Regions from separate parts of the Mus musculus genome. Here all the other regions are linked to region 4. The links are chromatin loops, found by intact Hi-C in ENCODE. Cell type or tissue: heart. All regions are shown on one strand.

Region 1 (5,000 bases), 400 kb before region 4:
TAGTTGGTGGTACTGATGGGGAGTTGTGGAACCTTTAGGAGGTAGAGTCTTGGTAAAGGACATATGTCACTGGGGTGAGTTTTGAGGGCTTAGAAGCCAGGGCCACATCTCATCTCTCCCTGCTTTCTGATTTTGCTGCTATGCCTTGCTGCTGTGATGGACTCTATCCCCCCAGGAACTGTGAGCTTTCACCAGGGCTCTCCTCACTGCAATAGGAAGCTTCTAACACAGCTGAGGAGAGATTTGACATAAGTTTTAAAAAAAGAAACATGTATCTTTAAAATATAGGAAATATAAGTTTTTAAAAGAAAGATATCTGTAAATAGTTTCACACATAGATAGTTGAAGGGATTCAAAAGACGACTAAAATGTATGGTAATGGATTTACAGCCATGCCGTCCACCTTCTCCAAGGTGGCATGTGACTGGTGACATCTTTCAGGGCTGTCAAGAGCTGGGTAAGGCTGTTGTCAGTACAGGCTAAGTTCCTCAGCCTTGAATAGTAAGTGGTCAGTGAAGCCTGTGCCCATGCCTGGTACATCCTTGAAGATGTTTCCTTGAGGAATCTTGGAAATTACCCACAGTTCCTTGGTGGAAGCACACAGTAGATCCATTTCTGCAGGTGAACCTTCAGTTATGACTTGGATATGGACTGTCCCAACAGGCTCATGTGTTCAACCCTCATCTTCTGGGAAACTAGAGATGGGCCTGGTCATGAGATACATTCTCCTGGCCGTATTTAATTAAAGCTTGATTCAAATTTGGCTTTAAATTGTGGTAGTATTCTTCTTATTCTCCACCAGTGGGATTAACAAGACCATGGCCAGAGTGTCCCCAACAGCAAGCCTTCCCCGCTACAGTGCGCTCACTCTCAGGTTGAGCCTGCAGTAACCACTTTACCTAGGACTGCTTCTCCTCAAGAATTCTGTGATGACCACTCTCCTTCACTGAACAGATATGGCCATGGGCTCAACTGCATTAGGGGCATGGCTCTTCTGGGGGTGAGGGCTACAACAAGAGTATATGGAGCCATGAAACATTTGAGGTTGAGTCTGTCTTAACAAAAAACTGGACAGATACCAGTATTGACATGGGTGATTCTGCTGTCTCTACAGGACACTGAGGGGCCTAGGGGCCAGGCTGTGTCTTCTGTGCATCAGGGAAGCTCTGGCTGAGCCTGTTCCATGCAGCCCCACAGCTCCCAATAGCACTTGCCTTTCTCCTGATGGTGACTGACAAAGGACAGATTCAAGTTCTTACAAGAGACATGGCTTTGCCATATCACCTTAGCAAATTTCTCATGTTTCTCCATGCCTGCTTTCTTTCTCTCTTTCTCTTTCTTTCTTTCTTTCTTTCTTTCTTTCTTTCTTTCTTTCTTTCTTTCTTCCTTCCTTCCTTCCTTCCTTCCTTCCTTTTCTTTCTCTCTTTTGTTCTTTCTGTCTTTCTTTGTGTGTGTGTGTTAGTTTGTTTATTACTTTTTCAAGAGAGGGTTTCTCTCTGTGCAACTCTGGCTGTCCTGGAACTCTCTGTGTAGACCAGGCTGGCCTTAAACTCAGAGATCTATCTTCCTCAGCTTCCTGAATGCTGGGGTTAAAGGCATGCACCACCATTGCCTGACTTCCCCCAATGCCCTTTTGCTTAGATTTCTTTTTATTTAAAAAAGATAATCCTTCTATTTTTTCTATTTCTTTTTTTAATTAGGTATTTATTTCATTTACATTTCCAATGCTATCCCAAAAGTCCCCCACACACACTCCTCCACCCCCTCCCCCACCCACCCACTCCCACTTCTTGGCCCTGGAGTTCTCCTGTACTGAGGCATATAAAGTTTGCACAACCAATGGGCCTCTCTTTCCACTGATGGCCGACTAGGCCATCTTCTGATATGTATTTTTTTTTAAAGAAGAAATTATGCCACATGTGGAGAAATGAACTTAAATTTAAGAATTGATAATACAGACTTCAGTGAAGACATAAGGAGAGAAGGTTTGGTGGTTTATCCCCCATTTAGTATGTAGTACATATAGTTTTTTAGAAGTTTAAGCAGGGCAAAGAAATGCAATTCTCCACAAGGGAATTCCCTGGTGGCCGTTGGATGCACAGATTTGCTCTCTGCATGGATCAAGGTGCCTCCTGGCCTGGCCTTCCCATACAGACCTATGAGCCTGGTTGACAGCACAACCAGGGTTTCTGTCCTTTCCCTCATCCTCCTGACTTCCCTTTTGACCTCTATGATAAAATAATAATAATAATAATAATAATAATAATAATAATAATAATGGGACTGGCCCTCAAATGTTTCTTCCATTCTGGGAACAGCAGGGAGACGGACAGATGACCAGAGGGACTATAGTCTTGGCCTGTGACCACTGAGGTTTGGTCAGATCAAACACCCTCCTTTATGCCTTAGCACACCCACACACACACACACACACACACACACACACACACTGGTATCAAAGTGACCCCCTCAGGGACCCAAGTCTGCAGAGAACTGTTCATCGAGGTTCAAGGGAACTCAAGGTGTCTTGTGTCACTTGCTGTTATTTACCAGATTTTTTCTCCATGTTTTAATGGACCCAGATCATAAGTATCTAGCTATACAGTTCATTGGAGTTAAACAAACTGCATTGTGCTGTCTTTATCGTGAGAGAGAGAGAGAGAGAGAGAGAGAGAGATTTGACTTTATAGTGCATTATATCCTGTGCTCTGTCACTCTGTGGGTGCATTTTGAGGTCACAGTTAACGCTCAATAAACGCAAGTCTGGGTGGAGTGTCTCTAAAGGTTTAAAATCAACTCAACCCTCAGCTGGAAAATTCTCCGAGGTCAACACCCCTCAGAGCCAGCAGAGGGCAGTAGAGGACCAACCCTTGCAGAGCTACTCAGAGATGAAGAGAAACCTAGGGCTGGGGGCCAGGCATCTCTGAAGACAAAAGCTGGCTTCACATAGCCAGCCTCGAAGCTATACAGCTGTCCAATAGCATAATGTTATTTTCCCATGAATTCCAATTCTTCCTCCCCTCCCAGACTGTGCAGCTCTGGTTCTGAGCCAGTACTTGGGGACATTGTCACCTGGAAGGCATTTTGAAGGTATTCAGGGTCCCTTGCAGACACAAGGGTTAGTAAGGTACCCCATCACTAAGAGGGGCAGTGTTCAGAAAACAAAAACCTGACAAACGTGGACCCTAGACAGACAAAGACGAGTTAGCTAAGAAAACAAACCGCAGCTCTCAATACAAGTCTCCCACCACTAAATCAAAAAACAAAAGTCCCCAGTGCCTTAGGAAACCTCAGTAGCAACAAGTCGCCATCTAACATGAAAAAGGGGTTCTCCTTTCTCCTGGCGCTACTTCTTGTCTCCAATGAATTAAAAAGATCAGGACTCTACTGCAGCTGCTTCCGACCCACCCACCCGCTGCCGCCACCCTTCCTTGCGAGGCCAGGCTGTCCGGATTTGATGTTAGCAAACGCAGGCTGGATTTCAGACCCGCCCCCCCCCCCTTCCCTCCTACCTCTGACTAAAAAGAGCCTTCTTTATGCAAATTAAAGGCTATGCCATTTGACTTCCTGGTCTAGGAATGGGTTGCTGGCATTTCTTTGACCTCTTAGGAGAATAATTAGGTGATCTTGTTACTAAGCAACAGAAAGGCAGGCAATAAGGCAGCTGAGCTCTGGGAGCAGACGGAGCTGGACTCCGGAGAGCTTGGGCCAAAGGCTGTGGTGCTGTGGGGACATTGAGCTTCTTGCATAGTGGCTGACACTCGGGAGGAAGGAACCAGTGTGGTTCAACTGTCTGTCTCTCCTCCAGCACAGACAGGCCCTTCACTGGGCAGAGTGCTTGAATACCTGTTGCTAGACAGTTGCTCACAGAGGGCTCAGTAATGCAGGCTGTGCAGACCTTGAGAAAGAGTCAGGATTGTGTTCCTTTAAAGGTAGACTCTCAGGGAGACTGGTTCCTTCCACGGAATAGTTCTGGATGGTGTTTTTGTAACTCAAGCCCCAAAGTCCCAGAGAGGAAAAACATACGACATGCAATTATAAGGGTTTAATCTCTCTTCTATATATATTTAAGATTTTACATATTCAATTCCCTATTTTAGATCCAGAGAGACAGCTCAGGCAGTAAGTGCTAGGTGCATAAGCATGAACACCCGAGTCTGAGGGTGTGGCAGCCTGTTTTTGGAGTTCCAACTTGCACAGCGGACGATCCTTGAGGCTCACCAGCCAGTGAGAGACCTTGTTTCAAAAAACAGGATGGATACACCTGAGGCTGGCCTCTGGTCTCCACAGGAAAGAGCACATGTGTCCTCCACCCCGCTGTCAAACCCAGGCACATACATACAAAACTTACATTAAATTGTACACACTAACCATTTTCATGGTAGCATTTCCATATGTGCACATACTACTCACTACTCATTGATCATATCTACCTGTCTCCCTCCCTCACCCTCCTCTCTCTCTCTCTCTCTCTCTCTCTCTTTCTCTCTCCACCCTTCACTCATAACAGTTCTTAGGAGCCCTCCTGTATGAGAGGGAAAGCATGGATTCTTGTCTCCTTATGTTTGGCTTATCTTGCCTGTGATGAGCTACTTTGGTTCCATCCATGCTTTTCCTATGGATAACAAGATTTAATTATTTTTGATAGCTGAATAGTACTCCACCATCTATATCCCATATTTTCTTTGTTTACCCACTGACTTTAACTGAGATAATTCCATCACATGGCTTTTATGAACAGTGCAGCAATAAACATGCATGCACGCATATCTATGACATGCATACATCTTCAGAAGTATTCTGACTGGACCATATGGTATTCTATTATTTTTAGTTTTCCGGGGAACTTCCACAATGAGTCTCACAGTGGGTGCACTAATGAACTTTAGGAGGCAGTGTGTCAGGTCCTTCTGCCCACATTTTTCCTTCATAGCCACTTTGACTTGGGTGAGGCAGACTCTCGTGTGGCTTTGGTGTGTGATTCTTTTCTCGATGAGGCC
Region 2 (5,000 bases), 120 kb before region 4:
CAAGAAGAAGGAAGACCAAAGTGTGGATACTTCGTTCCTTCTTAGAAGGGGGAGCAAAATACCCATGGACGGAGTTACAGAGACAAAGTGTGAAGCAGAGACAAGGAATGGCTATCCAGAGACTGCCCCACTTGGGGATCCATCCCATAAACAACCATCAAAACCAGACACTGTTGTAGATGCCAGCAAGAGCTTGCTGACAGGAGCCTGACATGGCTGTCTCCTGAGAGGCTTTGCCAAAGCCTGACTAATACAGAAGTGGATGCTCACAGCCATCCGTTGGACTGAGCACAGGATCCCCAATGAAGGAGCTAGAGAAAGTACACAGCCCTCTTTCTTAGGTGTCTTTCTTCTGTACATAGGCTCATCATGGAAAAAAATTAGAATTATCAGTTTCTTTTGTCCTGTTCAGTTTATATCATGGGTCCCATTTGTCTCCACATATATATATACTCCAGCCTCTCATCCATCAATTTCCAGGTGTCGAACTCTTACCCTTAATTAGGGTAAGAAGCATTGTTAGTCTTTAGCTGTTTGTCCTTCCAGAAACACTGTGTGTAAAAAAACACTCAAGTCTACATCACTCTCCATCAGGGGTGCTCACAGCATCACAGAATTCTATGTAAAGCACCCCCCACCCCCAACTAATTGCCACATTGTGACAACCATCTCATTGTTCCATCAATGTTATTCAGGAAAATGTTGCATGTACTGCTTTGGGGTAAGACCCCAGAGATGGAGTTATGTCCTGAGTTACATGCTTTTATTGATTATGATGATTACTTGGGTAATTAGTCCAACTGAGAGTTACAACTTAAGTGGAGACTGCTGATGTGGCCCTTAGGTCAGCTCAAATGGAACTTGTAGAGATGGAAGATTATGCAAAATAACCTGACCCACCACCAAGTGCTGCTCCTGACCTACCGGAGCCAAGCTTCCTCTCTCAGACAGGCTAAGCTCATTTGACCATAATGGCAGAAAGTTACGTCAAGTTACCAGGAGTATAGACAGCCTGCTAACAAGGCCAGGCTATACCTAGTAGCTCCACCCCTCAAATAGGCAAAAGGTTGTCTTTTAAAGGTTTGAAATTACTTAAAATTATATAAAATTAAAATCTTCCTCAAGGATTCATTTTAGTCTTCTGAGTGTTTTTGGACAAATAGACATGTACTTAAAGTCTCTCTGGAATAAATGGGTTCTTGTAGGCAGCCTCATGTGTAGTTGACACTGCTCACTGAACAAATGACTACAATCCCACCTTTGATCTACCTGAGTTAAAACAGGATAAAATCAGATACACTGACACATTTTTGGCTCCCCATCCTTACTTACAATGAGAAGATGGTGTCTATTCTGATGTGTTCTCTCTCTCTCTCTCTCTCTCTATCTCTCTCTCTCTCTCTGTGTGTGTGTGTGTGTGTGTGTGTGTGTGTGTGTGTGTGTGTGTGTGTGTGTGTGTAAGTCAAAGGTTGATGCTAGATGTCTTTCGTTAATATTGAGTGTTTTCTTTTTAAGCTCTGCCTCCTCCCTTCCTCCCTGAGATGACAGGATCTCTAACTGAATGAGGAGCCCATAAATTTTTACACAGTAGCCAATGAACTTCAGGAATTCTCCTGTCTCCACGCCTGCAGCAGTGGTGCTAGGTTACAGACCCACCTTTTCTTTCCTTTTTTCTTTTTCATTTTTAAAAATGCATGGATCCTTGTGCTCGTGTGACAGGCAGTTTACAGTCAGAGCTGTTTCCCAGCCTCCCGGTTGATTTCTATATCTTCCCCCACCCCCCTCACTGGCTGAAAGGACTTAGCGTGGCCATTTTACCCATGTGTCACATATAATTAACTCAGCCCTTGGAACCGCCACCATCACAGGCAGCTCTGAAGCTAGATGAGATTATTGAAATGCATTGTCTACAGGAAGGGACTTCCATGAAAGCAATGTGGAATTGTGCTGTGTGAAGGCAGAAGCAGGTCCTGTGTGGTTCTTTAAGCAGAGAAAGGGGCTTGTGGAGAAGGCTCAGCAGTTGAAATGTTCACCGGTGTAAACAAGGGGATCAGAGTTCAGCTTTCCAGAAGCCATATACACACTAGGTGAGAGTGGTGGCTGACCTGTAATTTTAGCCCTACAAGGTAGGGGCTGGCTTTCCAAAGTAGGCCAGGCTGGCTGGCCAGTGCATACCACTGATCTTCTGTCTTCTCCCTGGTGCTGGGATTTCAGCAAGCATGCAGCCACATGGACCACCCTCTACACACATATACCTTTTTATAATGTGGATTTTGAGGATGGATCTCAGGACTTCCTACTTGGAGGGCAAACACTTTTCTGACTGTATCAAGCCCACTCATTTTGTTTTAAGCCTCCAAGTTTACAATAGCTTGTTACTGAAGCAATGGAAAATTAATACCATGAACAAGTACCTCTTGCCTTGCGTAACCTGTCAGGTGAGCTGAGGTGAAAGAGGCTCCAGGAGACCATGGGTGTTTGCACTGACTGCAGAAACTGTGCTTCCCTGAGCACAGCCACAGGATGCCTCTCTCTCCATCTCTCTACCCTGTATCTAGCAAGACTCCGCCTTGTAATCTTGCTGTGTGTTCTCTTGATAGTCAGTATGTTCTATAAGAAAAGTAAAAGGATATTACAATCCTGGGAATGTGGTTGCATATCTATGGGTGTGATGCTTAAAGCACGGATGCTGTATGTTTTTACGAAAACAATGCAGAAACTATATATTGTATCTTTGTGTAACTCAGTTAGTTTGTAATATACACCTCAGTACACCAGGTGGCAGAGTATTAACTTCATTTAGTGTGTGGTGATCTCAGTCAATTCAGGGATGGATTGCTGATCTCAAAAGCCTCCCACACTTTGCCTGGAAGTCTCAGTTGATACAGGCCTGAGCTCAGTGAAGTGAACAGCTTCTCTCTATGCTCCTAGCCTGCACCACCAGTGGGAACTGTGTTGGTCAGCTCTCTGAGGTAAGCAGCTTAGAGAGAAGGCCTGCTTGGGCTCAAGGTCTTAGAGGCCTCAGCCCCTGACTGACTAGTCTGTTGCTGTTCAGCCTGTGACCAGGAAGCACAAAGTGGGAGGGAAGATTAGAACTCTTCTGGAGACGGGAAAGGGGAAGAGAAGCAGAGGGGCAAGGTCTCTCTGCCTAGATTGAACCCCACCACCACCACCACCACCACACACACACACACACACACACACACACACACACACACACACACACAAAGGCTTCACAGCCTCTCAGCAGGTTCACTTTAGGAACCAAATGTTCATACCTAGGCCTTTGGAAAACACTTATGATCCATACTATAGTAGGCACTCATGTAGGAAGGTCAGAGTTTGTTAGGATTCCTGAGGTCACACATAGCTAGACAGTCTGATGGGGGACTCACTGAACTGAGGGAATGCTTTCCACGCCTGAAGCTTATTACAGTAAAGGGCCTCAGATTAATATCTGCAGAAGAGACTTTGTGAGAGTCTAGGAGGTTTCTCTTGCGTTGTGACCAGACACCTGACAAGAAGAAACAGACAGAGGAAGGTTATTCACACTCACAGCTTAAGAAACAACACATCTGCCAACCTCATGGTGGAGAAAGCAGACAGCAAGCAAAGCAGGATGCTGGCCTGGCAGGTTGTGTCCACAGTCAGGAAGCAAAGAGTGGGCAGGAAGTAAAACCAGATTGTAATACCTCAAGGCCTGGTTCCAGTGACCCAGTTTTAACAGTAAGGTTCCACCACCATAAAGCGTCAACAGTCTCCAAAACATTGTCACCAGATGGGACCAAGTATTCACATTCAAACCACAAATGCTTCTGCTTGCCTTTGCCCTGAAGTTGGAATCGCTCCTCCTCCTCCTCCTCCTCTTCCTCCTCCTCTTCCTCCTCCCCCTTCTCCTCCCCTTCTCCCATGCTCCTCCTCCTGTGAATACACACAATGCTGCTGAAGACAGGGGCATCCCTGGGCAATGCTGTCATTGTGAAAATCTCATAGGGAAGACTTACTTAAACCATAGCTATGAGATTATGTGGTGATGTCATCTTATAGGATCAGCATCTTCCTCATGGTCCAGCCACAGAGGGAAATATGCCTCACAGCACACAACTTTACATAGGAAACTCTATGCCAAGCCTGGTGTTTCAGATTTTATCAGGAGTCAGTGACATAGATGTGTAGTGCTCATTTGATTGACCTCAACTGCCCCATCACAGCATCTCCAAGCCTGACCTACTAGAACAATGGTTTTTAACCTTCCTAATACTGTGACTCTTTAATACAGTTCCTCAATTTGTAGTGATCCCCAACTATAAATTGCTTTGTTGCTACTTCAAAACCATAACATTGCTACTGTTATGACTTATAATGTAAATATCTGAAATGCAGGATATCTGATATTTGACCCCCAAAGGAGTCTCAACTCACATGGCCCAGGAGTCCAGAAGAACAGATCAGTACTATTTCTAACTTCCACAGCATAGCCCTTTGTTCCAAGTACACATGTGGGCATGACAAGGGGTGGAAGTCCCTTGAGCATGGCTGTATTCCTTAGCATGTGTGATGGTCACACATCCTGCCTGGTGAGTAAACCCACGAGCAAAGACTCCCTGACTCTCATGTAATCATAAACTCATTTGTGATTGCATTATGTCTGCTTTTATCAGAGGAGGTTGCTGTGGGACTAACCCATTCCCAGGGTCACATATAGAGCCCTGTCATCAGCTCACAGGCTTCTTGTCCTATCATGGTTGGTAAAGCTGCCTTTGAAAAAGCATGCTGTCTGTCTGGAGCATACTGCTCATCCCATCAGCAACATGTCTAGGACGATATAAGTTTAGACATTTGAAGCTCAAATTCTGACTCACAAACTGGAAAAACAAACCAGATGGTAAAGTGCTTGTCTTGGAATCCCAAGGATATAAGTTCAATCCCCAGAATCCACAGAAAGGAAGGAAGGAAGGAAGGAAGGAAGGAAGGAAGGAAGGAAGGGAGGGAGGGAGGGA
Region 3 (5,000 bases), 270 kb before region 4:
TGGAAAATATATGCAAAGATTGCTCATGTGCACCTGGGTAAAGTCATGCAAGAATTATTTGCAAGACTTTTAACATCTGTTGAGAGAATCAGTTATTGTTGCAGTAAAATGCATAGGCAAGTTGCTCTGACCCCATCAGCTGAAGGCCAGGGAGCCGCCTTATGTAAAAATGGCCCTTCCTCTATATGAGCAAGCATGGAAAAAAAGCCTGACTCCAGAGGTTTGGGCTTTTACATTGGTGTGTGTGTGTGTGTGTGTGTGTGTGTGTACACAGATTTTTGGATTTTCCAAGGATGGTGTTTAAGACATACTATGCAAAATATTAGTATATATATATATATATGTATATATATATATATACATACATACATACATATACACACACACACATATGAACCTGATTTAAAATGCTGCCTTTGGCCAGAATATATTTCAAAAATATGAAACTAAATACTACCTATCTAATATGAATGGAGTCTTTTTTAAATTTTTGGTCGGCAATTGCAATATTTTGGCCTATGTTCATTTTGGAAAAAGTACCCAAATGTGTGGTAAGAACCACACTGGTTGCTAGGCCTCAAACACTAAAATGCCCATTATAGCCATATTTTCTTTTTCATCTGTAAAATATTATGCAATTGGATATTTGGGTAAGAAGCAGAAATGTCCAGTCTGTGTTTCAGACAGTCTGTCTTCATCTGAACAGTAGAAAGCAAGTAATGAGGGGCATGTTTGCTTCTTAAAGCACCCTTGCTGGGCAGGCTGCAGAGGGTATTTGGGGCAAAGACCAGAAGCAAGAGAGCAGTGCCTGCATGGGTTAAAAGCTTGTGAGTGACCTCACCTGAGAAGGTGCAGAGAGCCTGTGAGGTAGCTGATGCTACCCCTGACACCCTGGGAATATTCCCAGGACAGCTTCAGAGGCACACGTGTGTGCAGACACACGCGGCTGCCTGTGTACTCGGCATGCACACCCAGCTGCAGCAGTTCTCTGTACAGGGTCTCTTGATTTTTAACCCCAGTGAGTCCTTTCTAGTGTAACACTCCTGACAAAAGCAGAGATGGCCTCCTAACAGGCAGAATGGGGGACAGGTTGCAGGTTTATATGGTCTGTGTGATGGCTGCATCCTGGCGCTGCTCTACACACACCTTTGACATTGACTTTTCTTTGGCCATGAAATCTTGAGCTTCACTGCATTGTGCTCTCAGGCTCCCGGAGGCTCATTAGCTGTAGTAGAAGAGGGTGGAGTGACGGTGGAGAGATTATCAAGGACAAGCTGGGTGTGCAGCACCTTTGGGACTCTGCAGATCACATGATAGGGCATTACAGACCTGACACCCGGTATTTTATTCAGTCACAGAAGCAGGGTTTTTTGGTTTTTTGTTTTTGTTTTTTAATAAATACTGGTGCATCTTGAAGACTTTAAAGTAGTATTTTAAATTTTATTTTCCTTAGAAATATATCAGCAAAAAAAAAATCTCTCTCCCTTATATTTATAGAGAATGGAGATTATTTCTGATAATTTCAGAGTTCATCTAAAATTTCTAGGCTTTGCACAGAAGCTGCATGCCCCTATAAGATGCCTTCTGTAGGCAAACAAAATGCCAGGCAGACCTTTAATAAATGCCAGCCAATCTGCCTCCTCTCCTTCACTACCCTCCTTGCCACTTGGGTGTCACCAAAGGTTTCCTGCTGTCTGGGATACTCAGCAAGTCACAGGGCATATTCTGCACCATGCATACAGTGTGTTACTGGGGGGGGGGGGGATGCAATTTTTGCCTAAATAAATAAATAAATAAATAAAATCTTCCCATTTAAATCCCTGAGGCCTGAATGTCCACATAGGTGACAAAATATTTTATCATGGATGTGTCTGGAGAAAACAAGGAAGGTGACTAAGGCTCAGCAGGAGTCAGCTCAGTGCCATAGGAACTTGATGTCAAGGGGGAGGGGCTGTCTTAAGATCTATGAGCACTGTGGGAAATGGGAGTGTATGTATGTCTTTTGTTGTTTTAAAATAAAGTAATGGCTTTCCCCATTTCCTGTATTTACAAAGTCTTGATTGTGAATGTGGTTAAGCATAATTAACATGGCAATAGGCTGGACATTCGGGGCGTTTTAGAATGAACCCTCCCATTTATCTGGCTTTTTAGTGAGGCTCACCTAAGCTAGGTAGGTGCCCTGGGGCTACCCAGGCATATGATATACATTTTCTTGGCCATGGCACTCAGGTGCATGCTGGACCTAGGTGGCAGGCACTGTGAGCCTGGGAGACACGGAGCTGCTGCTACCTGCATGCCAATTGTGTCCCCGCCATAGGACACTAGTGGGCGGCAAACCTCGCCAGACTCATGCAGCAAGCTCTCAACAGAGCAGGCAAACCTCTGCCTCCGAGGACGCTCCACACACTTGTATAGGGCTTTCCTGAGACGCCGCCTCCCCAGTGTCCCTCAAGTTCATTGCGCCCAGACTCTATAGCTCTGGAGGTGGAGTTTTACACATAGCGATTATGTTCAGGGTTTGGCAGGTCAGAGATGGTCTGCAGCCTTTGTTTTCATTTATACAAAGAAGGACGCAGCTTGCAGCAATGTCTCCAATCCCGGAAGATGCACAGAGGGAAGGGTGGTGTCGGGAGTCCATAGTCCACAGAGAGGTGCATTGGTTCCTCCCTTGCACACTGCCCAGAGAGCCCAGGGGTGGTGCGTGCATCTTGGAGGGGGCAGCTCCTTGCCTGATTGGCTGACCTTCCAATGTCATTCCAGGAGCCGCGGGGCCTCTCCTCTGCTGCTGGTGACAGGGGCTATGCTGGCGTGCTGCTTGTCCGCAGTCCGTCAATCTCCTGCAGCTGTGGCTGCAAGGCTCTGGGGGTCTGGAGCCGCGCCCCACACCCACACCAGGCAAATCGGGCAGCACCTGTTCCTCTGGGTCAGCTTTAACTCTTCATATTCTGAGGATCTAGGTGCAGAAATTCTCAGCTCACCTCTGTCTGCCCCCCCCCCCCCAACACCTCAACTATATTCACGTTCCTTAATGTTTTGAAAACCTAAGCTAATTCAAAGTTGTATTTCCTTTGCTATACGCTTGGCGAGAATGAAGATTCCGGCAGCCCTGTGGTGTATGATGCTGCTATGAATTCTGAGGGGAGCATCAGAGTGCCTTCTGCAGGCAGCAAGCTCTCCACCTGGGCTGCAGGAATGAAGAGCCAATGGGAAGGGCAGATCCCTGAGTTAGTTCAAAGGCCAGACAGCTTCTGCCCAGATGCTCAGAGGGCCAGGTTCAGCCTCCATTATCCTTCCTAAAACCTTGTGCTCTGATGGCTTCAGGGAAATCTATAGCTTGTCAATTTGAGGGTTACCTGAGAAGTGATTCAGTCTCAATAGATGCTACCATGCATGGGCTGAAATGTCTACTGTGACCAAGTGTGTTCTTTGTATGAAACAGAGTGCAAGTCCGGGTGGAGATAAATGAGTGAGAGAGGAAAGTGAGTCATAGCCTTCCACCCCATTCAAGCCTTTCCTCCTCTCTCCACTCAAAGGCTTCTTTCTAGCTTCCTTCCCACCCTGGGTTCTTCACCCAGTTTGCTCTCTTCCCTCCAACCTCTGCCTCAGCTGCATAAAAAGGATGGGTGAGCAGCTGGCAGCTTCCCTCAGCCTGCCTCTGCTTTCTGACAGGCAGCTGGCCTCTGGCTGGAGAAGCGTTTGTGCTTTACAGATGACTGTGGGGTGTACTGTCTTACAAAAGTGACTCGCTCACATATGGAATGTGCTGGGACTTTCTCTTGGAGACACAGCCTGCTCTGATATCCCCAGGTACCCTTCTTGGGATGCAGTGGGGCTGGTGTCTCAACCAGTGATTTTATCTAGGCCTGGGAACCCTTGTTCTCCATTGACAAGATTTAAATTCTCCAAATCTGACATTCAAGCTTCCCAACAACTCCTGAGAATAAAAATAAATAAATAAATAAACCTCCAGCCTTTTAGTTTTAAAGCCTTAATCATGTCTATAAAGTCTTGCTCCTATTTTCGTAAGTCTCAAATGGCTGCAGGTCTCTTGTCGATATCTTAGTTTGCAGCAGAGTTGAATATATACTTGGTATTTCATCAGAATAACATGGAAAGATTATATTTTAATCGTTGTTAAAAATACCAGTGTTACATACAAGGATCTAATGTTGTAAAGATTATAGTCTACTTCTTTTGATTTTTGGAGATCAGCAATTTATTCTGTGTTGATCAACATGGGTGATTAACTCTCTTAGATTATGTAAATATGTAAATATTTACATATTTACTTATGTCCACTTAATAGAGAAAGGATGGACCCAGCTGAATAGGTGTCTGATGAGATAAGAGGTGACAGAGGGAGATGGAGTAACAGGGATTGATTAATCTTGCCTATATCCCTATTTAAGTTTTTTTTTTTTCCTTCAGAAGACAGTGAGTAAGATTTAAGAGTGAGCAAGCAGTCCTATTTATAGAAAGCCAGTTTGAAATGCAGGGGCAAAGAACCCGAAAGATATAGAAACTGAAGGGTTGCTTCCACTCTAAACTCCCCTGTGTTCCTGGCTCCATACTGAACATTGTCAAAGAGACAAAGCGAATCACCCTTATGGAAATATTCAGAACCTGTGCCTGGCTCTATGGAATATTCTGGCAGTTCAATCCCTGTTACATCCTCCCTAGGCTTGAGAACAAACTCAAGTGAGTCTGAGCTGGAGCTTGGAGGCTCAGGGAGGACATGGTCTCTGTGGTGCTGCCACTAATATTTATGCCACAATAAGCATGGTCTCCCCTAGAGACTCCACGGCAGAACACCATGGGGATGGAATCAACGCAAGCTTTCAGAGAACAGCAATTACAGAGAGAGAGAGAGAGAGAGAGAGAGAGAGAGAGAGAGAGAGAGAGAGAGAGAGAGAGAGAGAGAAGGGTTTACACTGAGGATCTCATTATTGTCACAGGGTCCTCTTTGCTAACCTGTTATTAAATTCCGGAGATTTAAATTG
Region 4 (5,000 bases):
AGCATCTTCTCATGGAGTCCTTATGCTTCATTTTTGTGGAGAGCTAGCTGAGAGTCATTTTTAATGAAAGAAAGGTTTATTCTGGCTCATCCTGTGATGGAATTCCATTCATTGTTCACGGTGTCTGCAGCTTGAGGAGCTGGACACACAGGGGGAAGGCTGAGGAGGCAGAGTGAATGGTGGCTCTCACCTCACTTGCCCCACCTTTTAATAATTATTAGGACATGTGGCTATAAGTTACTACATCCATTTTATCATCTCTCAGGCACCTACTTTGATTTTTCTAAAACATGGTCATGTTTAAAGTCTCACATATCAAGTTCCCTTAGCCTGCATCCACTTCCTCCCATGTGCTAAAACTTCAGTCCATTCTAACCATGTAAATACTCCTGATTCCAGTCACATGATCTCCGTGACTGTATTTCCTCTTCTCTTGGACATCTAAGGCACTCACGTTCCAGAGCACAGAAAAATGTTCTATGAGGTCATTTGCTGACGGATTTACCAATTCTAATTTGTTTCCCTGGAAGAGCAGTCCAGAGCAAGTGTGGGAGGGATGCATGGCACTTCTCAGGTCACACCTGCAGCCCAGCCTCTGCCACCCTTGAAACTTCCCCCACCATTACCCTGGGTGAGAGTCCTGCTTTCCTACAGCTGCCTGCCTCTTTCCCTTTGCTGGCACTTGTCAGCAGTGTTCAGTTTTCACACTGTTGTTCTGAGAAAGGCTGCTTAAGACATGTCTTGAAGAATTTTTATTTTTAAATATAAATTTTGGGGGAAAAACTCCTCTCTGAAATTAAAAAAAAAAAAACCCAATGTTTTTATATCTTGTTTTATTGTTTGTTTGGGACAGGACATCATGTTACCCAGGCTGACCTTGAACTCATGATGTGATGGAGTATAGCCTTGAACAGCTAACCTTCTTGTCTCTACCTCTTCAGTACTAGGGTCACAGATATATACTGCTGTCCCCATATTCCTAGAGCACAGTCTTCTGCCACCTCTGTGTTGGTTCTGGGGACTGATGCTCATGCAGGACCTAATTTTATGTGGCAAACACTTTATCGGCTTGAGCCTTCTGTCAGCCAAATTAAGCCTTTCTTTTCCATTTCTTGTATGTGCACACATGTGCTTGCTTACACATGTGTGGGCAGGTGTACAGGACCCTGTGTTGGGTGTTCCCCTCAACTGTTCTCCCACTTCTGTATTAAGAATGAATATAAGCTCACATTCTGGCTAGCCTGGCAAGCATCCTGGTGTGGGATTGCCTCTCTCTACCATCTGTGAGCTAGGATTATAGTCAAGCTGCCATATACATGTAGCTTTTTCTTAGGACCAGAGGATCTGAACTCCAATTCTTAAGCTTTGTGTGGCAAGCATCTTATTCCTGTGGCATCTCTCAGCTTCCAAATAAATGGCCTGATTCCTAAGATGCTGAGGGAGGAATAGCCATGAGACATAGGAAGTGAGGATCTGGGTTTCAGTTCCTACCTCACTGTGAAATTTATACATGTCGGGTACCTCCAATTCCTGAATTGCTCCGGTTCTCTGGGCCAAACCAAAATAGGTCTCCATAGTCACCCTTCCAGTTCCTGGTATCAGAGAAAGGGGTTTGTGTTTATGGATATTTCGTGGTAACTCAGAATCATTGATTCTCTCAGTGGTATAGCCCTTTTATTTCAAGGCTTTGGAATTCCTTGGAGAACTAGTTTGTAATTGCCTAGCTGTGAGTCCCCTCCCCCCTTCTCACTGTTTTGAACAATCATGATAAGTCTAGCCTTTCTCTTTATTCAGCTCCTCAACAGGCCACTGCTTGTTAAAAACTAATTTTACACTACTGCAAAGTTAACAAACCGCTCTTCCAAACACATAAGACCATCAGATTTCATTTCCAGTATGTACAAGAGTATTGACTCTTTGCTTCATCCCCCTACATTAATCATTATCTCTTTAAAAACTCATTTCCAATTTGATAAGAAAATTAATTCCATGCTTTCATTCGGGCTTCCAAGTGCCCACTCTCGGCAAAGCACATAATTCTGAGAATAAAGCACCTGCTCTTTCACGTCGTTGTTTGATGGCCTACGTACAAAGAAGCAGCCAGGAGTGAGTAGTAAAGGTTTCAATCTGAGCATGAATGAAGATAATTAAACTGCAGTCGTTACTTCAGGGATTAAGTGCTTCGGCATGTGAATGTGCTGGCCGTTGTAAAGAAGCTTTGCATTGGACGAAGAGAGAGACAAATCAAATGGTTTTATAAAAACTATGTGTCCTAGGGTGGGAAGCATCTCACATTCTAATTGAGCTTGCTAAACTCATAGTGTCATTTCTTGGCTGTCTCAATACAGATTAGCAGTTAAGGATAAATGTGGGAGCCCTCTGGTGGCCAAAGTAAGCAGCTTTAGTTGCTGACTAGATATTTCCTCGTTGGTTTAACTTCTTGTTTTTCAAGAGTCAGTTATTTTAAAGTTATTGAAAATATATTCTTAAAACAACAACGGAGATCGCTTGAGTTGTGATTCAGGGTAGGGAGCTTGCCTGCCATACACAGGAGCATGGGGGAGGGGCATCTGGCTCCAACACTACAAGAACAAAAGACAGGGAAAGGAATGGCCAGAGCCAGCTAAGCCTTAGGACTTTACAATGCAGCTACATGGGGAATGTCAGTGATCTTGGACAGCACAGCCAAGCCATTGCAAGTGTATCAAGTGACCATCAGGTAACAGCCGTATGTTGGGTCGTAGAGCAGCATAACAACCTTGGAGGACCGAGGACAACCTCGTTGTATCTCTGAAAGTCCCTGAGTAAAGTGAGGATATGCAGGGTGGTGTGCTGACTACCTGCAGGGTCAGAAAGCCACCTTTGTAAGGATTATACTTCTTTCATCGTCAGGGAAGGCAGGAAGAGAAGACAGGGAAAGATTATATGTCTATGGAAAGAAAGAATTAGCATAAAAAGACATTCCAAACTCAGAGACAGGCTGCTTAGAGATAGTGATTTCCCATGACTGAATGGTGAAGCAGAGGATAGGTCCCATTGTTCAGAGCACTCCAAGTATATCTAGATGGCAGGGACCCTTCCATTCCTCCCACCTGGGGCTGAGGAGGCTGTGACCATCAGTCATATGGGATCTGATGGTGTTGGAACCTCGTTAAGTCCAAATGTTTCAAGGAAAGTGAAAGGGGCACAAGGAGACACAGGTCTGGACTTGAGTCAATTTGCCTCCAGCTGCAGGGAGTCATTTGGATCCAGGATGCACCTTACCTGCGTCACTTCTGAGAGCACAAAAGCTGGACTTACTTCTGCTCAGCTAAGGAGTTGGCTGGAGTTACACATAGGCCTATGGGAGTCTGGTGTTGCCTTTGTATTGCTGGCCCTGTGACCTGTCTGCATATGACCCTGCCTTTATGTGATCCTGTTGCATGTAACCTTGTCTGTATGTGAGCCTGTCTGCATGTGAGCATGCCTGTATGTGAGCCTGTCTGCATGTGAGCCTGTCTGCATGTGAGCATGCCTGTATGTGAGCCTGTCTGCATGTGAGCCTGTCTACACCCTTGAACTGAGAGCCAGAGTAATTCTCCCTGTTGCAGGTTGCTTTTGTCCAGGAAAATAATCTAATTCTTCAAAGCAGTGAGGAACAGCAGCACCCCAGAAGCCTATTATGGGATGTGTAGACTGATGTCTAAAGGTTCTGAGAGTCTTGCTCCTGCTTTGCAAGGACTTTGAGTTTTATTTTAGGTGCCACCGAGGGGAGCCATAACTGTTTTAACCAGGAGATAATAAAACATAATCTTACATGTTTAGAAGTTGGTTCTGGTTATTGGTTATGGGGTGTGATAATGAAGACATAAGAATGGAGAGAAGAGAGAGTCTAGTTGTACTTGGAGTTGAGCTACCTGTGAGGATGGAGAGCAAGCGGGAGAGAGTCTGAGCAAAGCAGAGAAGAGATGCAGTACTTGGGGATCTACTCGGATAGCACTTGCAGGTCAAATCAAGAGGCAGTATGGTAGGTGGGTAGGTGAGGGACTCATGGACCAAGACTAGACTCAGACAGAGCACTTGCAAGAATCCACTTATCTTATCCAGACCCTGCTCTCCCTGTGGACAGGGATTCCCAGTAACGTCAGAGTCATCTTACAGAGATCTCGATAGTGATGCTTCAGGCAACAGGTGGGTTTGGAGGGAGGAAGTTGGAGTCATCTACATACTCATGTCCCCATGATGAGATCATAGAAATTGATCACCTCTGGGTGATGTCATGGGTGTCCCTGGAAGGTAGCTCAATCTGCGGGGGTGGGGGTGGGGTGGGGGGTGCGGGTGGGGAATAACAGCAAAGAAATCAGAAGCAGGGGTTGTTTTGGAAGAGCAGCAAGCCCAAAGACATGAGCCTGGAACTTAATTTTTCAGATAGGGCAACAGGAGCAGGAGCCTGCTTGCTTACACCTCGGTAGAGCAGTGAACAGACTTATAGATGGTAGTCCTCCAAGTCTGACTCCCAGTGATCCATTCTTTCAGTTAGGCCTCCCCTGCTAAAGGCTCCATAGGCTTCCTCAGACAGTGACTGCAGCTGGGCTGAACACAAAAGGTACATGAACCTGTTTGGGACTTATAGGGCTCTAGAATATTGGGATTCTAGCCAGCATCTTGTTAACAAAGGTGTGTGTCTGGTGCTCCTGTGGCTCTTACAAGTACCTCATGTGTGTTCCTTTGTTTCCTACTCAGATGAAATCCAAACTCCAGATTCCAGAGTGGAGTTTGTCTATACAGGTGGACGGCCCAGTTCTACCTTGGACCGTTTCAGTCACTTCACAGGATTATCTATCTGTGACAGCTTTCTTTCCAGTTGGTGCTCATACATTTTTCATATGCAATTTTGTTGTATGCAAATAACGATAATTACCCTCCTCTTTTTAAGTATGCACGCTTCTAATTCTTATCAAGCTGAACGATGAAACATCCCATCCCCTCGCTATCTACTCCTTCCCCTCCTCCTCTCTTGT
Region 5 (5,000 bases), 380 kb before region 4:
TGTATCTTTGTAAAAAAAAGTGTATGTGTTTGTGGTGTGGTGTGGTGTGGTGTGGTGTGGTGTGTGTGTGTGTGTGTGTGTGTGTGTGGTATGTGGTGTGGTGGGTGTGGTTTGTTTGTGTGTGTGGTATGTTTGTGTGTGTGGTATGAGGTGTGTGTGTGTGTTTATATGCATATGGCATGTAGGTGCCTGAGAATACCAATAAAATGATGCTAGATCCCCTGTAAGTAGAGTTATAAATGGTTGTGAGCCACCTGAGGCAGGTGCTGGGAATTGAACTCTGGTCCTCTACAAGAGCAGCAAGTGCTTTTAACTGCTGAGCTATCTCTTCAACCCCATCTCTTGTAATGTGAGTTCAAGAGGGAGTACAGGGTCTCAGTACCATCAGCCTGGGTGTGCAGATAACTTTGTTGTTGTATAAAGAACTGTCCCCACCCCTCTGTTGGCAGAGCCAGTCTTTCTCAGCTTTCTTGGGAATGGACAGCATAGGAAGGTCGAGAGGCTGACTGGGAGAATCCTCTTACCAGTAGAGCAGATGAGGAGACCCCAGAATCTAATAAAGAGGCAGGGATGCGCAGGAACAGACAGCAAGGAGAAGGGCAGGAAGAGATTATCATTGACAGGACCCCCATGAAAATCCCCACCTGCCAACAGGGAGCAAGCAGCAGAGGTCCTCTGCACAGCACTCCCAAGAGGCACAGGAAAACTACTCATCTTCCTGCAAAGCTCAAGTGTTGCTGAGTGAAGCTGGGGATGTTGGCTTTGGATAATACCTTGACAGTGCAAAGAGCCAGCTCAGAGATCAGTGGAGGTGGCTACTGACTTGTAACTTCCCATTTCGGACAGGTTTCCTTTGCTTCTTCTTGTCCCTGAGACATTCCCAGCAGATAGGTCAGCCAAACCTGCTTTCCACTGCCCCTGGCTAGGACCTACTCTCAGATCATTGGATCTCATGCAATTCTTGGTTAGGAGGTAGGAAATAAGACTGGATATGACTCATATTTCCACGTGTCCTGTTCAGAAGATCAAGGTGAATCTGAGAAGTATATGTGTGGGGTGACCTATTCTTCTTGTACCCCCTTCCAGCCCTGGTGCTTCTAGAAAGCACAGTTGTTAATCTGAGTATAAAAGTGGGATCAGAAGGAGACTCCCAACTCCCCCAGCATCCTTCACTTCCAACCTCCCAGCATCCTTCACTCCCAACTCCCCCAGCATCCTTTACTCCCAACCTCCCAGCATCCTTCACTCCCATTCCCACCCCCAGCATCCTTCACTCCAAGTGAGAAAACTGTCCTTCAGTGTCAAAAACCAGGAAGATTTGAGGACATAAAAATTTTACTTTTCTAAAGGGCAGGGCTTTCCAGTCCTTTGTTAGAAAGTGTGAATATTTCTGGTCAATTAATATAGTCATTATGGAGACCTCTATGGAGCCTCTTCAGTAAAATAGAAATAGATTCTCTGTATAACCCAGCGTTTCCACCCCTGGAAATATATCCAGGGGAAATGTAATCCGTCTGTGGAAGAGACACCTGTAAATCTATGATTATTGCTGCACTACCCACAACAGCCAGATTGCTTATTAACATGGGTGAATAACTAAACAAGTGGATAAAGAAATTGTGACTTTAGTGGAATACTATTTAGATTAGACATAGAAAGAATACAGCCCTGTCATTTGTGGCAAGATGGATGAAACTGGAAGGCATTGTGTTAAATAAAATAAGCCAGATGCAGAAAAAAAAAAGTGCTGTCTGCATTCTATATGCAACTTTGCCTTAGTGGTCAGAGGACCTGAGTTCAAATCCCCAGCACCCATGGAAATTATGGCAATTTTTTAAAGTCCAGCACATAAAATGTGAAAACAGAGAATCGTTGGAGTAATCCTGGCTAGCTAGACCAACTCTGGGCATGAGTGGAAAAACTGCCTCAAAATAAAATGTGATGAAGGGCATTGTTTGCTCTTGCAGAGGATCCGAGTTTGATTCCCAACACCTACATCAGGACGTTCACAGCACCTACGTCAGGAGTTCACAGCTACCTGTAACTCCAGCTCCAGGAGATCTGATGCCTGGGGCCTCCACTGGCATTGCAGGCATGTGCTCAACCCCCATACACACATACTCATAACTAAAAATAAAATATGTCTTAAACAAAAAGTGAAGAGTGATTGAGGAAGACACCTGATGCGCTCATGATGTGCATACACAGGTGCATGTGCACACATATGCACCTGTGCCCATATACACATGTTCCTGCACATATGTGAACATGTATGCTGTACACACTGCACCTATAAAATAGAATACAATTAAAACAAAAAAGAAAAGTCAAATTTTATAAATGGAGACAGGATTTGATCAGTGCCCACTGTAGCCCTGAGCAGGGACATCACACTGTAACATGCTATTAAAAAGGAAGGAAGGAAAAAAAAAAAAACAAAAAAAAACAAAAGAAAAAAAAAACGATTTAAAGAGCCGAGCAGGGTGGCGCACGCCTTTAATCCCAGCACTTGGGAGGCAGAGGCAGGCGGATTTCTGAGTTCGAGGCCAGCCTGGTCTACAAAGTGAGTTCCAGGACAGCCAGGGCTACACAGAGAAACCCTGTCTCGAAAAAACAAAAAAGGGGGGTGGGGAGAGAGGGAGGGAGGGAGGGAGGGAGGGAGGGAGGGAGAGAGAGAGAGAGAGAGAGAGAGAGAGAGAGAGAGAGAGAGAGAGAGAGAGAGAGAGAGAGAGAGAAACTTGAAGAGGAATTCCTGCAGTCAACATCACAGAATACTATCCACCCACCCACCTTACAATTCCCTGTTCTGTGTATATTTCAGAACCACAGAGATTTAGATGCCATGTGAAAGAGAGGAACCAGATGTGAAATATCCTGGCAGAGAGGGCTGTCTGGGCCACCTTTTGCTTTCGATAAGAGAGGAAATAGGGTGGACTATGAAGGATCAGGAAGCCGCTGATGGCCAGGTGTACCCTGCATTTCAGGAAACAACCAGCAGGTGGCGGAGAAGCATGGCTCCCTCCTGTGTCTGCAGAGAAGAGCAGAGCTGCGCAGCTGCAGGGGCTGCAGAGCTGTGCAGGGGAGCCTGGCTCGGGAGCCCAAGCAAGAAATGACCCGTGGGAGCTCCCGTCTTTCTTCTGTGCTCTTGAAGCCAACTTGTCCTGAACGCTGGCTTTCTGCCAAACCTCGTTCAGCTACGTGCAAGTGCACTCCTGGACTACGGGGGTTCCTAAGCCTCTCCCACCTTCCAGCTGACCTGTTTATTCCAGAACAGGTTCTTTCTGCTCACTTCCCTGATATGCAGAGTCCATCTTCCTTCTACCTTCATTAAAAATTCAAAATCAAACATTATAAAATAATGCCACTGCCTTCGGGAGGGTGCCTGCTGTGGCTTTTCTATTTATTTATTTTTCTTTCCTTTACACCTGATTTGTGAGATTGTTATAAAAAGGGCTCTGAGCCAGACCAACGACATCAAATAAATGCTAGCATGGGTAATCAAAATGCCTGAGTTCCCGAGGCACCCAGAGGTGCTGTCCTAGTTAGGGGTCTGTTAGGCACTCTTCAGGACGTTGTCACCCATGCTGGACAGCAGAACAATTGGCTGTGTTGTTACATCCTCAGATTGTCTCTAATTTTGTACATTCTGGGATTGCCCTGTCAGAAAGGATTCAGTCATTGTGCTTTGTTAGGGGCACGAGATGACACCAATATGATTTCCAACCCTAGTCTCACCTCTCCCTGCAAGTCTGCCCTACCCCTTCCTGTCACCTAATTAGCATGTACCCGCTCGAGAGGGGTTGGCGCCAGACTCGGGCTTACACCTGCGCTGATGTTGTTTATGATTATGACAACGGCACACCGGAAACCGGCGCCATCTTAGAGTTGGCTTCCTACGTGTGTGTGTGTGTGTGTGTGTGTGTGTGTGTGTGTGTGTGTGTAGGATAGTAGAACTTAGAACATTGCATGTACTAGGCAAGTGCTCTACCACCAAGCCACACCCTACTGGCCAGTGTTTGTCTCTCTCTGTCTGGCTTGCTGTCGTCTTTCATCTGATTGCACAAATTGCAACATTTCCTTTTTCTTATGGATGGGACTATTCCATCAGTGTAATACATAAAGTACATTTCATGTTTTCTCTTTTATTTCATATGTGTATGCATATATGTATAAGTGTGTGTAAGTGTGTATGCATATGTCTGTGTGTGTGTATGTGTGTGTATGTTTGTGTGTGTATTTGTGTGGTTGTGTGTGCATGTGTGACCCGTGGTACATATGTGAAAGTCAGGTGACAACTTGTAGGAACTGGTGTTCTCCTTTCTCCATGTGAGTCCTGTGGCTCAAACAGTTCAGTGGGATTAGCCACAAGCACCACTACCTACTGAGATATTTCACTGGCCCCTATTTTCTTTATCAACTCTTCTGCTAACAAACACCCAGGCAGCTCCTACACTTGGTCCATCCTGCAGCTGCTTTGATGCCAGTAGGAGTAGGTTGCAAATATTGGTGTGTAGTACATGTTATGTATAAACCCAGCAGTGGGATTTGCTGAGTCACACCACAGGTTGTTTTTAAAGTATGAAGAAACTATTCTGTTTCCTGCAGAGACCACAGCACTTTAAATACCCGTAAAGTGTAAAGGTTCTAATTTTTCCACCTCACCGTCTATTCTTACCTTTTATCTCCTTGGCAACAGCATCCGGAGGTGTGGGATGGTATCTGGTGGTCTGAATGAGAAACGTCCCCACAGGTTCAGGTGTTTGAATGCTTTGTCCCCAGTTGGTGAAGCTGTTTGGGGAGGTTATGGAACCTTTAGGATGTTCAGGCTTGCTGGAGGAAGTGTGTCACGGGGAGCCACCTTTAGTGGTGCTCCACTTCCTGTTCTCTCTGTCTGCTTCCTGTATGGGATGAAAATGTCATCAGCCAGTGTCTTGTTCCTGCTTCCAAGCTCTCCTTGTCTGTTGCCAGGCCTTTCTCGCCATGATGGAATTTTATATTTA

Evidence for each region. Hi-C counts contacts between places; a loop is a spot of excess contacts. Peaks named below come from ENCODE experiments on the same cell type or tissue, not always from the same donor. Only the 100,000 strongest peaks of a DNase experiment are listed, where the experiment ranks them.
Region 1: it touches region 4 in a loop (10-fold over the local background); 28 of 42 quality-filtered maps call a loop at or near these places.
Region 2: a loop joins it to region 4, with 2.3 times the contacts of the local background. A loop is called at or near these places in 6 of 42 quality-filtered maps.
Region 3: a loop joins it to region 4, with 11 times the contacts of the local background. A loop is called at or near these places in 12 of 42 quality-filtered maps.
Region 5: it touches region 4 in a loop (14-fold over the local background); 16 of 42 quality-filtered maps call a loop at or near these places.

The regions. Positions count from the first base shown.
Region 1 is chr16:97,291,368-97,296,367 of GRCm38, reverse strand. No RefSeq gene overlaps it. Among named protein-coding and RNA genes, the nearest start is that of Bace2, 63 kb to the left of the region's middle. In heart, a CTCF peak has its summit at 2,847 (motif pointing right); no DNase peak of the experiment used is centred here; H3K4me3 peaks cover 489 bases.
Region 2 is chr16:97,015,361-97,020,360 of GRCm38, reverse strand. The region is part of intron 3 of Dscam (DS cell adhesion molecule); the gene reads left to right. Among named protein-coding and RNA genes, the nearest start is that of Gm32432, 140 kb to the right of the region's middle. In heart, a CTCF peak has its summit at 2,732 (motif pointing right); no DNase peak of the experiment used is centred here; H3K27ac peaks cover 1,211 bases.
Region 3 is chr16:97,163,345-97,168,344 of GRCm38, reverse strand. All of the region lies in intron 1 of Dscam (DS cell adhesion molecule), which reads left to right. Among named protein-coding and RNA genes, the nearest start is that of Dscam, 4.9 kb to the left of the region's middle. In heart, a CTCF peak has its summit at 2,307 (motif pointing right); no DNase peak of the experiment used is centred here; H3K4me3 peaks cover 979 bases; H3K27ac peaks cover 881 bases; H3K27me3 peaks cover 2,314 bases.
Region 4 is chr16:96,894,289-96,899,288 of GRCm38, reverse strand. The region is part of intron 3 of Dscam (DS cell adhesion molecule); the gene reads left to right. It overlaps Gm32432 (a long non-coding RNA gene), which reads right to left. Exons shown (of 2, transcript XR_876307.3): 1 at 1-5,000. Among named protein-coding and RNA genes, the nearest start is that of Gm32432, 14 kb to the right of the region's middle. In heart, a CTCF peak has its summit at 2,382 (motif pointing left); no DNase peak of the experiment used is centred here; H3K27ac peaks cover 431 bases.
Region 5 is chr16:97,270,477-97,275,476 of GRCm38, reverse strand. No RefSeq gene overlaps it. Among named protein-coding and RNA genes, the nearest start is that of Bace2, 84 kb to the left of the region's middle. In heart, a CTCF peak has its summit at 2,984 (motif pointing right); a DNase peak (open chromatin) is centred at 3,006; H3K4me3 peaks cover 271 bases.